Regions from separate parts of the Homo sapiens genome. Here region 1 is linked to region 2. A link is a loop called in an ENCODE intact Hi-C map of the cell type or tissue named here. Cell type or tissue: endothelial cell of umbilical vein. All regions are shown on one strand. Region 1 overlaps SLK (STE20 like kinase). Region 2 overlaps STN1 (STN1 subunit of CST complex).

Evidence for each region. Hi-C counts contacts between places; a loop is a spot of excess contacts. Peaks named below come from ENCODE experiments on the same cell type or tissue, not always from the same donor. Only the 100,000 strongest peaks of a DNase experiment are listed, where the experiment ranks them.
Region 1: a loop joins it to region 2, with 4 times the contacts of the local background. A loop is called at or near these places in 20 of 110 quality-filtered maps.

Annotation. Positions count from the first base shown.
Region 1 is chr10:103,981,612-103,984,111 of GRCh38, reverse strand. All of the region lies in intron 1 of SLK (STE20 like kinase), which reads right to left. Among named protein-coding and RNA genes, the nearest start is that of SLK, 16 kb to the right of the region's middle. In endothelial cell of umbilical vein, a CTCF peak has its summit at 1,260 (motif pointing left); DNase peaks (open chromatin) are centred at 541 and 1,321; H3K27ac peaks cover 1,380 bases.
Region 2 is chr10:103,887,021-103,889,520 of GRCh38, reverse strand. STN1 (STN1 subunit of CST complex) reads left to right here. Exons shown (of 10, transcript NM_024928.5): 9 at 377-449. Among named protein-coding and RNA genes, the nearest start is that of STN1, 30 kb to the left of the region's middle. In endothelial cell of umbilical vein, a CTCF peak has its summit at 1,042; a DNase peak (open chromatin) is centred at 1,300; H3K27ac peaks cover 1,069 bases.

The sequences.
Region 1 (2,500 bases), 95 kb before region 2:
CAGACAGGAGGAAAATCACATTGATTATTTTAATAGAGAAATTTAATAAAAACAATGACTAACTCTGTTGCCAACTGAAAAAATAATACAAAGGATCAGGGAGGTAACAACTACAGGCAAAAGCTACCACCCCTAGGACTATGGGAACAAAGGGAAAAGATTGGAATTATTAAAATTCAGAAGCTTGGAGGAAGGGTTCCACAGAGCTGAAACTCAGACGGACCTCTGAGGACAGAGTGCTGCTCAGCTGGTGCTGTTGTCTCTGAAGAGGGGTCCTGTGAGACTGCGACCCAAACTTTTGAGGAACAGGGTACCAGCCAACTGGTGCTGGTGTTATGAAGGGTTATGATGAGGTTAGTTCTGTGAGTGTTGGAAAAACTACAAACTGTATTCAACAGCTGCTACAGAAAGAAACTGCTGATGCTGGAGCAAAAAAAAAAAAAACCTCTACAAGGGTGATGGTCAAAGTAACAAGCAGACAGGAAGTTCACAGGAAACAAGACAAAGGTGTAAGTCATTTCTTCCTCCTTCTCCTTGCAGCCTCCCTCTAGTGCCCTATACTTTTGAAACAGAAATGAGCTGCTAGCAAGGCAGAAATGTGATCTGCAGTCTTTGAACCAGCATCACAAAGCATAGAAGGGCGTATTTGGAACTGAGATTAAGAACTGGCATAATCCTTCAAAACCTATGAGCAACACAGATGGGAGAGCTAAGGTACAGAGTAGAGTAAACGTTTGGGTAATAAATATCCAAAGTTCCAAAAAGCTATTAAGTGAAGAGAGAGGAAACCGCACTGAAGGAAGCATATACTTTTAGACTGTTCATACTGTTATCTGTTTTAAATTACATGCAAATTATGGTGATCTTTTCAGTCCTGCTAAGATTTTGGTAGGAACAAGTATCAATATTAAAAAAGAATAAAATCATTCATCATCATTTAGCAAACACACAGAGTTAATTCTCATTATTTGTGGTAGTTATGTTTTATAAAATCACTGCAAGCACTGAATTAGCGACTACTGAAACATTGTTCATAGGGAAAACCATGCACATACACACACCCCTCACATAGATTATTATATTCTTAAATCCTGAAAACAATTCATCCAGGGAGATTCTCCTTTCTTTATTTTACAAAAGAGAAATGAGGTGTATAAGTGTTAAGTGACTTGCGGAAGGCCATCCCAAAAACAGATGTCAGACTTGGGATTCAAACCCTATCCAACTGGCCCCCACAGCCAGACCTTCTTGCACTTCACTACACTGCCCTCTGCTGTCTCCGTCCTCTGGTCATCTCTTCATGAGAGGTGAAATCAAGGCAGTGTCACCTTGTTCAAGTTTAGCTGGGAATGTGCTTGCTAGAGGAGTCAAATTTTTTTGCAGCTTTGCGCATACACACAAATAACCAAGTAAGTGCCGCAAGTATAGATTTTAGGACTACAAGTAAACTTTAACAAGTAGGCAAATTCACAAATACAAAATCTGCAAATAATGAGGATCGACTGTACATATTCTTTCTGTAATTTCTGTAAAATATTACAGAAATTCCAAGGATTATGTCATTTCCTGAAATCTGCAAAAGAGAAAGAAATATACTTTATATTCTCCTTATATTTTCTTCACATTCCCAAACTCTATTTTATTTATATTGTTCTGGTTAGGTATTCAAAATTTAGTCACTGGTCAGTCAAAATATAGCAACAAAATGGTGTCAGTAATAAGTTAAATTTGGCTAAGTCTGCAGTTTCCAAAATGTTTTACCAATTCTCAGATCACACAGTTTTCCTGCTTATTGCAAGGACTTATTGACTCTGAGCAGCATGAATATGCAGAAACAAACACAACTGTGTAATAAAGAAGCTGAGGAAATGTGCATAGATTGCATAGTTGGAAAAGATGAAAAACAGAACACAAAAAGACAATTTCAAAAATATATTTTAAAATAAGACAAAAAATGTACCACGTCTGGAAATTAATTCAAGAAAAATAAAGACTTTTAAATAGTAAGGAAAACAATCCCATTTACGATAGCATCAAAGAGAATAAAACACTTGGGAATTAACTTAACCAAGGAGATGAAAGACTTGTACAATGAAAACTAAAAAATCAATGCTGGAAGAAATCAAAGACATAAATAAAAACACATCCCATGTTCATATATTGGAGGCCTAATATTGTTAAAATGTCAATACTACCCAAAGCAATCTACAGATTCAATGCAATCCCTATCAAAATCTCAATGACATTTTTTGCAGTAATAGAAAACCCTATCCCAAAATTCACATGGAATCTCAATGGACCCTGAATAGCCAAAATAATCTTGAAAAAGAACAAAGCTTGAAGACTCACACTTCCTGATTTCAAACTTACTACGAAGCTACAGTAATCAAAACAGTGCAGTCCTGAAATATAAACCAATGGAATAGAGACCAGAAAAAAAAAAACTGGCATATATATGGTCTAATGATTTTTGGCAAGGGTTCCAAGACCAGTCAATGAG
Region 2 (2,500 bases):
GTCAGGGCCCAGAAGAAGGAGTCATGGGGTGGAGATTGGAGGCCTTGATCACTGTGCCTCGCTCAAAACTATAACAACAAATAACAAAAATGTGTTATGAGTGTTGAAGAAGAAAGTTGTCCCTTAAAAGTATGCAATTCCAGCTTTTTTTTTGTTTTAACCTCATTGCCCCAATGAACCAACTCCCAAGGACGTGTCCTCTGGGCAGAACTGGTTTGACACTAGGCCAAGTATCAAACACCACATTAATGGTGTAGGGAAGATGATTATTATGTAATCTTTAGAAACTATCCTGAATACTAATTTGGAAGTCTGGATGACACAACTGCTGTGTTACCTAAGAACACTCTCTCTCTCAACTATTTTTCCTATTTAGGTAACCAGAGAAGACAAAGACCTGCACAGAAAGATCCACCGGATCATTCAGCAGGACTGCCAGAAACCAAATCGTAAGTGGTATAATGTACAAGTGATGCCCTGGTGCCCTGGAAGGGGATACTGTCTCCCGGGGAGCACTGGATGGAGAGTCAGGAGACCCGGGACTTTTCCCAGTAGTGACTTGGAAAGGTGATAGTCAAAGTACCTGCCCTCCCTGAGCCTCCATCTCCTCTCTAAAGGAGTGTTGGGCTAGCACAGTTGTTGTGATCTTGGCTGTACATAAGATTCAACCTTGGAGCCCTCTGAACATTCAGAGCCCAGATTCTACCCTGGGGATTTTGTTTCCATAGAGGATGAGGTGGGGGCTAGACAAGGAATTCTGATACAGTGAGGTCACCACACTAGGACGTTTTGATGTCATTCTGCTTCTCATGTTCTCTCTGATTTGTGTTATTTCCTATTTCATGCTTGCCCCCCTTCTTTGAACACAAACCTGACATTTCCCTCTATTCTAACATCAAAGCCTTTCAGTGTTGGAAGGGATGGTTCTAGACATGACTGTTTATGAACGGTGTAATTCAGTCATCTTGGAAACTGTTAATTTGCAAAAGACATGGTTTAGAAAATAGTTTTGGTAGAGTTAGTTCAGCCCCTAGTGGTTAGACACTGAAACTGTAGCTACTCTGACAAGGAACAATACCATTTCCACACTAGTTAGAGAAGGAAGCATTAGTCTATCTTTAAATCCTATGTAAACTGACCGGTCTTAAAGGCGACTTTTCAAAGTCTAGCTTTTGCAAACACATACTATAATAAGAAGTGTTGGAAAAGTTTGTTAATGACCCCAGGTCCCTGATCTGCCAGTGAACTCCACCTCCAGTCCTTCGGCCCATACATCCCTGGGGCCTGGACCTGTGCCAGGTTGAGTCAGTGGGTGAAGCTGGGCCAGGTTTCCAGCACTGGTGTTTATGGTAGACAGCCCTAGTTAGCCTTTAAGAAACCATGAGGTCGGATCCCAGAGTGGTGTGACAGCAGCTCTTAAAATAAACTCAAAGCAATATATTATTTCAGTGCAAGTGAATGGACTTTGTTCACTTCATTCAGAACAATAAAAGCAAATATCCTTTAGTTGAGGGAAAAGCCCATCTGTCCACAATTGAAGGAGCTTTTGAGAGCAGTGCAATGTGGGATTCCTCAGCCAAGAAGGGATGAGAAGATGCTCCCAAGATAACATCTCTGCAGTCACCCTATTCGCAGGCCTCCTGGCCAGGTTCTTATTTTCATCTGCATTAGGAATAGAATGGATTGAACCCTAGGGCTAGTAAAGCACATGAAAAGAATTCACATTTCATTTGGACTTGGCTCTCTGAAGTGTCCTGAAAGTAGCAGGTTTAACATCTACATCTACCCACAGCTCATCAAGTGGACAGGCCCTGCCACTCAGTCTGTGAATGGGAGCCTCTAAAAGCCACTAGCCAATCACCTGGCACTACTACACTCCCAGGAGCTGAATTCTGAAGCCTGAGCTACTGAGAATGCTGATAAAAGATGTTATAAGGACTGTGTTGGAACCTGCTGTGACCACCCCGCTTCATAATGTTATAACATAGCAATTCAGAATAGTAACGTATGCCCCTCATGAAAAGCCAAGCAGTGCAAAAATCCACTCCAAAAAGCCAGACTCCCTCCCAGCACTGAGCCCCAGCTTCTGTGTTCCCCTCTCCAAAGGCAGTGGTTGTTATTAGTTACTTGCATATCCTGTTGGATATGTGTTTTCTATCAGGGATAAACTATACAGATATGCACTTACAAACATATCATATTATTTATCCTTGACAGAAAACACAAGTGAAGTTTAGCCGACGATATACATTGTCCTACACCTTGTATTTTAGATCTAACATTGCCTTCTAGAGGTCAACAGTACACATGAAAGTGCCTACGTCTTTTCATTAGCTGGACAGCATGCTGTTACATGTATAGGTAAATATCCGACCCTCAGTCTAACCATACCTACTGGGCCTTTAGTTCCTTTCTAGCCTTTCAAACAGAATATAGCCTGGAGTTTTTCCTTGTCAGGATGATTGGTAGAAGGACTTGAAGTCATTTATGAGTGTCTCAC